2 separate regions of the Homo sapiens genome follow, and region 2 is linked to region 1. A link is a contact called in ENCODE Hi-C or POLR2A ChIA-PET data. All regions are on one chromosome and are shown on one strand. The core of a region is the stretch at or near the end of the contact, and the rest is flanking DNA. Distances in the headings are between cores, read along the strand shown. Region 1 overlaps CBFA2T2 (CBFA2/RUNX1 partner transcriptional co-repressor 2). Region 2 overlaps ZNF341 (zinc finger protein 341).

Evidence for each region. Hi-C counts contacts between places; a loop is a spot of excess contacts on that map. ChIA-PET counts read pairs that join two places held with the same protein, here RNA polymerase II (POLR2A). Pooled maps may share reads with other maps.
Region 2: a pooled map shows a loop between it and region 1 (6-fold over the local background). The contact joins two enhancer-like sites. A Hi-C loop is called at or near these places in 3 of 37 single-sample maps with no recorded cell type and 3 of 50 pooled maps. POLR2A ChIA-PET finds 5 or more read pairs at or near these places in 3 of 52 experiments (AG04449, CD8-positive, alpha-beta memory T cell and H1).

The regions. Positions count from the first base shown.
Region 1 is chr20:33,602,796-33,609,044 of GRCh38, reverse strand. It overlaps CBFA2T2 (CBFA2/RUNX1 partner transcriptional co-repressor 2), which reads right to left. Exons shown (of 11, transcript NM_001032999.3): 2 at 1,946-2,089. Among named protein-coding and RNA genes, the nearest start is that of C20orf144, 56 kb to the left of the region's middle. RefSeq lists a silencer at 2,387-2,436. Within about 2 kb of position 2,689, at least 3 of the 41 ENCODE cell types and tissues checked have a DNase peak (open chromatin) inside an H3K27ac peak, as active enhancers do.
Region 2 is chr20:33,774,162-33,780,410 of GRCh38, reverse strand. The region is part of intron 10 of ZNF341 (zinc finger protein 341); the gene reads right to left. Among named protein-coding and RNA genes, the nearest start is that of ZNF341-AS1, 34 kb to the left of the region's middle. RefSeq lists enhancers at 1,054-1,348, 1,384-1,673 and a silencer at 1,764-1,813. Within about 2 kb of position 2,235, at least 11 of the 41 ENCODE cell types and tissues checked have a DNase peak (open chromatin) inside an H3K27ac peak, as active enhancers do.

The DNA.
Region 1 (6,249 bases), core at 1,440-3,939:
GCATAACAGACTAACGGGCTGAGAAAAGGGGTGAGTTTTCTTGTGTCTTCCACTAAAGAAAATTAGTAAAGCTAATGAAAGGAAAGTTGAACACTCAACCTCAGCAATCCAGAAAATTAGTTGCAATAGTCTGCCATTTCTTTGTTTTCACAGAAAGGTCAATTGCCATTGGAAAGTTGCTCCATTTTGAAGGAACCAATAAAAATAACACATTACCATGCTTTTAGCTTCTCTGATGTATAGAAAGGCTTTTTCGTAGTCTCTTTAGAAAAAAATGTATGATCACATTTTCTGAAATGAAACACAACCACCGCCAAGCAGCCAAATATGGAAGTAAAAAGGGCTGAATTTGTATATACATATACCTATTGGTGTATCTTGAAATCTGATTGATGGCTGAGGTTTAAATCTGTTTCTTTTCAAGATAGTATATATGTCTAGGGCTGTTCAACTTTGAGATAGAAATTAGAATTTAAGAAAAGGGATATCACACTTCTTTTCATTCACTCTGGCTCAAACTGAATGCTACAGTTACCAGCTACTCCATTTCAAATGTTTTGGAAAATAATAAACTTCCAATTAAAGCTGTACATCTTACATTCTCTTCTCTTGCCTTTTAAAATAATAAACACAAAAAACAAAAAATTTTGAGCAAGGACAGTGTGCAAGCTTGTGTAATGGCATTTAAATGAAACAATACATACAGCATCTAGCTCAGTGCTCTGACACTTTTTGGGCATTCCAAAAATAGCAGTACATTTTGGTTTACAGGCAAAAGATCTGCAGAGTGTCAAAGTGAACTGGGGACGGCAGCATGTGCATGGAAAGGTAGAACTCAAATGAAGATCAAGACACTTGTGTGCATGTATGTATACTAGTTTATTTGGGGTTCTTTTGGTGATTATAGATATATAGGACTGAAATTGTTGAGTTACAGGGCACGTGGAAATTCAGCATTAGTGCAAACTGCCAATTTCCAAAAGATGTACTAAATTACACTCCAACCAGCATTGTATGAGTGTTCAAGTTGCTCCATACATCCTCACCAAAACTTGGTATCATTTTGAACATCCTGGTGGGTGTATAATGGTACTGTATTGGGTGTTAGTTTGCATTTCCTTGATGGTTAGTGAAGTTGAATATATTGTTACATATATTATTAGCTAACATAATGGTTATGGACTGAATTCTGCCCGAGCCTTGGCCAAATTCATACATTGAAGTCTTACCCCTTGTACCTCAGAATAGGACTATATTTGGAGATACTTTGAAGAGTTCATTAAGGTTAAAAGAGGTATTATGAGTAGTCCCTAATCCAATATGATTATTATCCTTAAAGGCAGGGGAAGAGACACCAGGGACGCAAAATGGAGGAAAGACCATGTGAGGATATGGCAAGAAGGCAACCATCTACAAGGCCCAGGTAAAACCAAACCTGCCAATACCTTGATCTTTACATTCTTGCCTCCAGAACTGTGAAAAAGTGAATAAAAATAAATTGTTTAAACCATCCAGTCTGTGGTATTTCATTATGGCAGCCCTAGTAAACAAATACAACAATATTCTCTTTTGTAAAAAGTCTTACCATGACAGCACTGGAACATTTTTAGAATTCTATAATTTTAGAAAACTTACTTGGAATCCCATAAGGCAATATAATAATTTAAATTCATTATTGTTAGAGTCAAAGAAATAAAAATAGTTACCAGCCAAAGAATATGAAAACAAAATATTTAAACAACTAAATATCCAAATAAGCTAAGTATTATTCTCAGAGGGTAAAAGTAATTTATAAAAGAAACAACCAGAAATATATATCTGTGTCTATATTTTCAATAGTACTTTGAAAACACTGAATAATATATGTGGAACGCTTCATACAAGTCAGTCACTTAGATCCAAATGTCACTCTGAACTACAAACATAAGTAACTAAGAGGTCTCACATGCAGTAGGAGTGAAGGACACTGGCCTCGGTCCTCCAGGATTTATTGGTGGGAGGGGTGGCATGGTGGGAGGTGAGGATCTGGACTGTATCTTCACTTCCACAGGCGATCCAGGCATCGCTGGCACCCTTTTCTCAGGACCAACTGCAGAGAATCAGAGAAATGGAGGTTAGGGTTTTCTAAAAGTTTGCAAAAACAGACAACAATTTGAAATACCAACATACTTCCCTAGAGGACTGCTTGGTATAATAGGCTGAATAGTGACCCCCTAAAAGATATGTCCACATCCCAACATCTGGAACTGTGAATGTTACCTGATTTGGCAAAAGGGTCTTTGAAGATATCATTAAGTTAAAAATCTTGAGAGGATGAGATCATCCTAGATTGTCTGGGTGGGCTCTAAATCCAATCTGAATGGTGTCCTTAAAGAAGGGATGAGACACAGACACAGAGACATACACAGAGGGAAGCCAAAGAGAGGACAGTCACACCAAGTGGCGACAGAGGCAGGGACTAGAGTGACACATCTATACACCGAGGAATGCCAAGGAGTGCCAGCAACCAGCAAGCCAGGAGGGAGAAGGGGACACATTTGTCCTCTGAAACCCCGGGAAGGAATCAACCTTGCTGATACCTCAATTTTGGGCCTCTGGCTTTCTGAACTGTGAGAGAATGAATTTCTATTGTCTTAAGCCACTCAGTTAGTGGTACTTTGTTACTTCAACCCTAGGAACTAAAATGAGGAAACAAGGTCAAGAGGTGATGTGAACTGAAAGTTAGCAGTCTTTAGATAGTGGCTGAGAAAGGAAGAAACCAGGTTACAAATATAGCTTACCTCAAATGCATTTTCTTTAACTTCTCCTTATAAATGAATCAAATTATTAGGGGTGAAAAAGCTAACATGGGAACTATCTAGACTTAGGCCTCAACTGCAAGACATGAAAAGAAAATCAATCAGTTATATATAAATCAATATTAATAGGCTGGGCACGGTGGCTCATGCCTGTAAACCTAGCACTTTGGGAGGCTGAGGCGGGTGGATCACCTAAGGTCAGGAGTTTGAGATCAGCCTGGCCAACATGGTGAAACCCTGTCTCTACTAAAAATATAAAAATTAGCTGGGTGTGGTGGTGGGCACCTGTAGTCCCAGTTACTCAGGAGGCTGAGGCAAGAGAATCGCTTGAACCTGGGAGGCGGAGGTTGCAGTGAGCCAAGATCATGCCACTGCACTCTAGCCTGGGTGACAGAGCGACTCTGTCTTAAAAAAAAAAAAATCACCATTAATAATGATGTACTAAATTATATATATACATATCAACTACATCAAGTAGGAAAAAAGAGGGAGTCAACCTCTCTGACCTCAAACATGTAAATGTCATTCATGCTATACATTGTTCAAAAAGATGAAAAGTAGAGCTGAGTCTACATGAAGCAGAGGCTACTTCATCTATGGGAACAATTAATAATAGGCAGTTGTTTGATAATACTAAATGGCAACAAAATTCCAGAAAGATAAATTAGATAAACTTCATGATGCTGCAATTAGGTAGGTCTGAGCTAACAGGAATCAGACTTGATACCAATGAGTAATATTCTAATATATCTAACAAGTTATTTTTCCCTATCAAAGAGAACTTGTTACATACTTAGTTAATAATACGACCAGGGTTACCATAATCACCTTTAAATTGAGCTATGTTCCTCACAGTAATTCTAAGCTTTTCACTTAAGTACCAGCCATTCATTCTCCAATAACTGCTGAATTCAAATTAAAGTGTAAAAAATGGGGAGCAAAGGCTCAAATAAGAAGGTAAAGTCCAAGTTTTCCTTCTGTGAGAGCACAGCTATAAAGACAATACATACAAGAGTGTTCACGATCCTGGCAACAAGGAACATTTTTGTGCATTGATGGGACACAATGGTATTTGTAGAAAAGTATCTCCAAATACCATTTTTATGCTTCAGTTTGCAGTGGCCACACTTGGGAAAGGGATATAATAAAGTCAATCAAGAAAGCAATGCCCCCAAGTTACAAATCCCCTGACAAAAATGTGCAGTTCTCAGAACCATGTGGGCAACACTCTGCCAGCCCTTCCCATTTCTCTGTTCAGGACATTTTCTTTGTGAAATTGATGGTCGTCCTGTCTGATTAGTGGACTAATGAGCTGTTGCGCTTGCCTTTTCTTCCTGACAGTATTTTCTCAATGCCCTTCAGAGAACAGTTGACACATTTCCAGCTCTTCCATCTGGGGCCCAGCTTTCTGGAAGGGTAGGGGAGAAGGAAAGGAAGGAACTGACAGTTGTCTCGCACTGTAATGTGTTGTGTACAGTGTGCAACAACCTAGAGGGAGCTTTTCTTCAGACCACCTGGCTCTATAGCAAGGGTGCCAAAGACTTGAGGAAGGCTTAGCAGTGAGATGAGTTTTAACAGTCAGCACTTGGCAGAATAAAAAAGTTAGAGCAGCCCAAATGCAGAACGCTGAACTCTGTGCTCTTACCAACCAAAAGCTTTGATAGTGGGCCAAACCCAGCCACTAGAGAACTGTTTACAGATTGATACTTTTCATTTCACCACCCAAAACCTACAACACTAGTGTTTCTTCATGTTTCAAGTGAATGAAGCAGAAAAAGCACAGGTATGAAGACTGAGAGATTCCGTGTGAATTCTCATTCTGTTACAATGCAAGTGAATTTCACCAATTCATTTCACCTTTCTAGGCCTCATTTTCAACATATGTAAAATGAGTGACAGTAAGACCTACCTGTCAGGAAACATGTAATGATTAAAGATGATGCCTAAATCACTGCAAGGTATACAGAAGGTGCTTAATTAACAGGAATGATGATTAGAAGATAGAAATCCTGGTGTCAAATTCTGGACATACTATTAACTAGGTATGTGACCTTGACCAAGTTAATATTAACATCTGTTTTCTGTGGAAAATAGGTATACTATCAACAATTTATCCATGGAAACTCAGAGATAATGTATGGAATGATCCAAGAATTAATAGCTGCAAAATCACCAAGCACAATGTAAAGTGGCATTTTTGATGGAAGCTGGGTGGCATGAATGCCCTTCATGGAGTGAGATCTATCCAAGTGGTTTACAAGGTGACAAATTCAGCAGTTGCTCAGATGATGGGAAAGGGTATGTTCCAAAGTAGGCATTTTAACCCTCTGCCTGGGGTCACAGGATTATAGTAAGTCCCTGTAGGAAGAAGGCTATGACATGCCTTTATGTCATCCTAGTTATGGTGACTTCCTTTTTGAATTTTTATGAAAATGATAGTTATGTGCTATATTCTAGCTGGATCCCATTAAAGAATCAACCATATATTGAACTCTCTTCTATCTTGGAGAACCTTAAATAGAGTTGAAGAAGAAATTCTTTTCCCTCAATTGTGGCTTAAGTCCATAAACACCATTGCTTAGCATATCAAACAGCCATAAAGATTTAGTCCCAGGAAGTCAAAATAACCCTTGGTTTTGTCATAAGGGTCCAACTCAATTTCAAATTCAAAGTAACTGACAATTTAGTCACCCTATGAGTTTGTGTTTTGATTATTCTGAATATATTTGTATACGTGTATTAAAAATAAATGCATGTGTGCATATATATGTATGTATATATTAAAAAATAAAACCCAGATATGACAGCATGCATTTCCAAAATGACTTATGGTTCAACACCTAAACCATGGGAAGCCAAAGAACTTGATGAGTCAAAATGGAAAAGTATGTCTGAATAATTTCTTCACTGTGTGCAATTTGCTAAGGATATCCTGAAAACAGAAAACAGATGAAAGAATAAAGTAATAAACAGTTCTCTGTGTGATAGCAGTGATATTTTTTCCTACATAGGAATTTAAAGAATCAAAGATGAAACTAAAGAGTAGAACTATCCTGTAGCTCCACAGGAAAGTAACACTGAACACCCAGCAGTCTTCCTCTTATCTGCAGTTTCAGTTTCCACGGTTTCAGTTACCTACAGTCACCCAAAGTCCAAAAATATCAAATGGAAAATTTCAGAAATAAACAATTCATAAGTTTTAAATTGAGCACCGTACTGAATAGTGTGATGAAATCTCACACCATCCCACCTGGGATGTGAATCATCCCTTTGTCCAGAGTATACACTACCCGACCATAAGTCACTTAGTAGCCATCTCGGTTACCATCAGATGAACTGTCATGGTTTTGCAGTGCTTGTGGTCAAGTAACCCTGATTATTAGTTAATAATGGCCCCAAAGTAAAAGAGGAGTGATGCTGGCAATTCGGACACACCAAAGTGAAGCTGTAA
Region 2 (6,249 bases), core at 986-3,485, 170 kb before region 1:
AAAAAAAGTAAGTCAGACCATGCCACACCATTGCTTAACCCACCTCCCACCTTGGCCTACAAGGCCCTGTGGTCTGACCCACTCCCACCTCTCAGACCTCATCCTTCTCCTTTCTCCACCTCACTCACTCTGCTCTGGCCACCCTGGCCTCCTTGACCTACCTTGAACACACCAGGCTCATTCCCACCTCAGGGCCTTGGCACTGGCTGTTCCTGTTCCCCGGAACACTCTTCCCCAAGTCTTCCCCAGGCAGTGCCTTCTCATCCTTCATATCTCAGCTCAAATGTCACCTCCCCAAAGAGGCCCTCCTGGCCACCCTGTCTCAAGTTGCCCCCCACGATGCACTCCCAGTCACTCCCTATTACATCACTCAGTTTTATTTTCTTCTTACCACTTCTTACCTGGAATTATTTATTATTTGCTTACTTGGTTATTGTCTGTCTCCTCCACTAGCAAGTGGTCCCTGTTCCAGATACCACATCTTGCCCATTCACAAGCTGCTCCCAGCACCAGTGAGAACTTGTTACATTAAAGAGTCAGACAGATGGGGATCCAAGCCCAGCGCCTTCCCATTTCTGACCTGCTGGGCCTCCTCATTCAAAATATGGGGTGTGAGTCCCAAACAGACCTGCCTGTCACTCATTCTTACAATTGTCACATGGCTGGATGCAGTGCCTCATGCCTGTAATCCCAGCACTTTGGGAGGCTGAGGTGGGCAGATCACCTGAGGTCAGGAGTTCAAGACCAGCCTGGCCAATACGGTGAAACCCTGTCTCTACTAAAAATACAAACATTAGCCAGGCGTGGTGGCACCTGCCTGTAACCCCAGCTACTCAGGAGGCTGAGGCAGGAGAATCACTTGAACCTGGGAGATGCAGGATGCAGTGAGCTGAGATCACGCTACTGCACTCCAGCCTGGGCGACACAGTGAGACTCCATCTCAAAAAAAAAAAAAAAAAAAAGGGAGATTGTCACAGAGTCTGACATAGTTTGTATCTGTGTCCCCACCTAAATCTCATGTTGAACTATAATCCCCAGTGCTGGAGGTGAGTTCTGGTGGGAGGTGATTGGATCATGGGGGTGGATTTCTCATGAATGGTTTAGGACCATCCCCTTGGTGCAGTCCTCAGGATAGTGAGTGAGTTCTCATGAGATCTAGCTGTTTAAAAGTGTATGGCGCCTCCCTCTCTCTCTATCTGGCTCCTGCTCTGGCCATGTGACATGTCTACTTCCCCTTCTCCTCCTGCCATGAGTAAAAGCCTCCTGAGGCCTCCCCAGTGGCAGATCTGCTAGCTCAGACACTATGCTTCCTGTACAGCCTGCTGAACCGTGAGTCAAATAAGCCTCTTTTCTTATAAATTACCCAGTCTCAGGTATTTCTTTATAGCAGTGCAAGAATGGCCTAATACAGAGTCAAAAAACACAACTGTGCCAAACAGCTCATAAACATGTCCTCACAACAGCAGTCTCAGGCCACCAACCACTCTGAAGGGAGAAAAGACACCACCATCTCCCCATCATGAAAACATGTGCCAGCTAAGGAAGAAAGGGTATTATCAGACAAAAAAAGAAAAGAAAAAAGAAAACATTTGCCAGCATATTGACCTATTTACAATGAGTTATCAGTGAGGAATGTCACAGGTAGGTGAACAATTCAAAGCAAAAACCAAAAGGCAGGCTGTGTAGAGTACTGCCTGTGGGAAACCCCAGGCAGGCTGCACCTGCGAAGGGCCCAGGGGAGCCCCATAGACCGCACTCTGAAACTACACACTAGCCAGGCGCACTCTGAAACCACACACTAGCCAGGCGCGGTGGCTCATGCCTGTAATCCCAGCACTTTGGGAGGCCGAGGTGGGCGGATCACTTAAGGTCAGGAGTTCGAGACCAACCTGGCCAACATGGAGAAATGCCGTCTTTACTAAAAATACAAAAATTAGCCAGGTGTGGTGGCTCACACCTGTAATCCCAGCTACTCAGGAGGCTGAGGCACAAGAATCACTTGAACCCAGGAGGGCAGAGGTTGCGGTGAGCCAAGATCATGCCACTGCACTTCAGCCTGGGTGACGGAGAGAGACTCTGTCTCAAAAAAAATAAAAAAAGAAAAGAAAAAGAAAGAAGCCACATACTAAATGCCTCCAGGCAGCAAGAAAGGGAAGGTGGGGTGGGAGCAGAGGTACCAGGAGGGCAGAGACTTAACTAGCTGGTGAGATGGGAAAGGACAGAATCTCACATGCTTCAGGGGCTGGGTTTGGGGGAGACATAGATTTGTGTCAGAGATTGTTTACCAATAGCCAGGAAAATTAAAATCTCCTGCCAGAAACAGCACCTGAATTAAGTCATCCAAGGTAACATCACCAGTAATAGAGCAAATCAACATCACATGCCTCCTGATATGACACACGGAGGAGGACACAGTATTTGTTGTGACATTCCTGACAAAAGTGCATGACCTGAATTTAATCATAGGGTAAAATCAGGCAAACCCAAACTGAGGACATTCTACAGAATAACCTGTCTATACTCTTCAGAAATATCAAGGTCTCGAAGACAAAGACAGAAGGAGGAACTGTTCCAGCTTATAGGACACAAGAGAGACGAGAGAGACATGACAACTGAATTCAACATGTGATTCTGGTTCAAAAAAACCTTTTTTTTCTTTTTCTCTAAAGCATGTTATTGGAACAATTGGAAAATTCTGAGTAAGGCCTGTAATTAGATAATAGAATTGTACTGATATTAACTTCCTGATTTCTTTTTCTTCTTTTTTTTTTTTTTTGAGACAAGAGTCTCGCTCTGTCACCCAGGCTGGAGTGCAGTGGCCCGATCTCGGCTCACTGCAACTTCCGTCTCCCAGGTTCAAGGGATTCTCCTGCCTCAGCCTCCCAAGTAACTGGGAATACAGGTGCCCGCCACCACACCCAGCTAATTTTTATAATTTAGTAGATACGGCATTTCGCCATGTTGGCCAGGCTGGTCTCGAACTCCTGACTTCAGGTGATCCGCCCACCTCAGCCTCCCAAAGTGTTGGGATTACAGGTGTGAGCCACCGCACCTGGCCTGATTTTTTTTTTTTTTTTTTTTTTTTTTTGAGATAGGGTCTCACTCTGTCCTTCAGGCGGGAGTGCAGTGGTGCGATCTCAGCTCACTGCAACCTGTACCTCCCGGGCTAAAGCAATTCTTCTGCCTCAGCCTCCTGAGCAGCTGAGACCACAGGCATATGCTACCATACCCACCTCTTTTTTTTTTTTTTTTTTTTTTTGGTAAAGACGGGGTTTTGCCACGTAGTCCAGGTTGGTCTCAAACTTCTGGGCTCAAGCAATCTGTCTACCTCAGCCTCCCAAAGTGCTGGGATTACAGGCATGAGCCACCGCACAGAGCCCAACTTCCTGATTTTGGTAACTATAGTATATTGCCCTTATGGAAGAGGTTATCCTTGTTTTTAGGAAATACAGGCCAGGTGTGATGGCTTACGCCTGTAATCCCAGCACTTTGGGAAGGCCAGGCAGGAGGATCACTTGAGGCCAGGAGTTCAAGACCAGCCTGGGCAACACAGTAAGACCCTGTCTCTACAAACAAACAAACAAACAAATTTACCTAGGAGTGATGGCGCCTGCCTGTAGTCCTAGCTACTGGGGAGGCTGAGGCAAGGCGACCACACCTGTGAATAGCTGATGCACTCTAGACTGGACAACACAGTGAGACTCTGTCTCTAAAAAAATAAAAATTGGCCAGGTGTGTGGCTCACGCCTATAATCCCAGACCTTTGGGAGAACAAGGCAGGTGGACCGCTTGAGCCCAGGAGTTCCAGACCAGTCTGGTCAACATGGTGAAATTCCATCTTTATAAAAAATAAAAAATTAGCCAGGCCTGGTGGCACACACCTGTGGTCCCAGCTACTCAGGAGGCTGAGCTGGAGGATTGCTTGAGCCCCGGAGGCGAAGGCTGCAGTGAGCTGTGATCATGCTACTGTGCTCTAGCCTGGGTGACAGAGTGAGATCCTGTCTCAAAAAAAAAAAAAGGCCAGGTGCAGTGGCTCATGCCTGTAATCCCAGCACTTTGGGAGGCCAAGGTAGGAGGATCACTTGAGCCCAGGAATTTGAGACAAGCCTGAGCAATATGGCGAAACCCTGTTTCTACAAAAAGTTTAAAAAAAAAAATCAGATGGGCATGGTGGTGCATGCTTGTAGTCCCAGCTACCCAGGAGGCTGAGGTGGGAGAATCACCTGAGACTGGGGAGGTCAAGGGTCAAGGCTGCAGTGAGCCATGATCATGCCACTGCTTTCCAGCCTTGGTGATGGAGTGAGACCCTGTCTCTAAACAAAAAATTAATTAATTAATTATATTAAAATTAAAATACATACATAAGTTAAATTCATGAAACAAAGGAAAGCTTTAAAACACATATATTGAAGGCCAGGCATGGTGGCTTATGCCTGTAATCCTAGTACTTTGGGAGGCTGAGGAGGGTGGATTGCTTGAGCCTTGGAGTTCTAGGCCAGCCTGGGCAATATAGCAAGACCCTGTCTCTACAAAAAATACCAAAATTAGCTGGCAGTGGTGGCACACACCTGTAGTCCCAGCTACTCAGGAGGCTGAGGGGGATGGATTGTTTGAGCCAGGGAAGTCAAGGCTACAGCAAGCCATGATTGTGCCACTGTACTCCAGCCTGGGTGACTGAGCAAGATCCTGTCTCAAAAATCAATCAATCAATAATAAAATTATGACAAAATAAGAGGTTTACAAAGAACACTTTTCGAACATGATTGCCCGTGATATGGGGAAGTGGGTCACAGTGGATGGAGAATTCCTGTTCACTCTATGTCCTGTGATAGTTTTACAATATTGCACTGTATACATATAGTTTTTGAAGTAGATAATTAATCTTTAAAAAAAAAAAAAAAAGGCCGGGCACGGTGGCTCACACCTGTAATCCTAGCACTTTGGGAGGCCGAGGTGGGTAGATCACGAGGTCAGGGATCGAGACCATCCTGGCTAACATGGTGAAACCCCGTCTCTACTAAAAATACAAAAAATTAGCGGGGCATGGTGGCAGGTGCCTTGTAGTCGCAGCTACTAGAAAGGCTGAGGCAGGAGAATCACTTGAACCTGGGAGGCGAAGGTTGTAGTGAGCTGAGATCCTGCCATTGCACTCCAGCCTGGGCAACAGAGCGAGACTCCATCTCAAAAAAAAAAAAAAACAAAACCCTTTCAACTCTGACCTGCAAAATCACTTCTAGGAACTTAGAAAAGAGCAAAGATGTACTTCCGAAGTTGTTCCCTGTATAATTGTTATACTGATGACAAACTGAAAATAACCTCACTAACCAACAATGGGAGATGACAGAAGTAAATCACAGTACACCATGCACAATGGAATACAAAGTAGCTGTTTAAAGAATGAGGCAGGTCTATTGTTGCTGAAATGCAAAGATGTCCATATTACTGATGTTTTTGTTTTTCCCCGAGACAGGGTCTCACGAGTGCAGTGGCATGATCACGGCTCACTGCAGCCTTGAACTCCTGGACTCAAGCAATCCAGCTCAGCCTCCCAAGTAACTGGGACTACAGGCACATGCCACCATGCCTGGCTAATTTTTGTATTTTTTGTACAGGCAAGGTTTCATCATGTTGCTCAGGCTGGTTTTGAACTCCTGGCCTCAAGTGATCTGCCTGCCTCGGCCTCCCACAGTGCTAGGATTACAGGCATAAGCCACCATGCCCAGCTATATTACTGTTTTAAGTGAAAAAGTTTTAAGTGATAAAACCACATGTGCAGTGATCCCATTAAATCAGTCTGTTTGTTGGACATTGCGCTACAGGAAGACAGTGTGATGAATTTTCACCAAATTCAGTGACTCTATTTGGCATCACCTGACTCAAATATAGTCTGTGATATTTATATCTGTATCCATATCTGTAAACATATTTATTACACATATATGCCAAAGGATATCCACCAAGAGGTTAATAGTGCAGTGGCGATCTCTGGGTGACAGTTTTGGTTTTTTGTTTTTGTGTGGGTTTTTACAAAATTGTTTTCTCTGCATTGAACATTGACTTTTGCAATTGGGGGAAAAAATCAATAAATCTTATTTTTCTCTTTTTTCTTTTTTGAGACGGAGTCTCTCTCTCTGTCACCCAGGCTGGATGGAGTGCAGTGGCACAATCTTGGCTCACTGCAACCTCCACCTCCCGAGTTTGAGCGATTCTCCTGCCTCAGGCTCCGGAGTGGCTGGGACTACAGGAGTG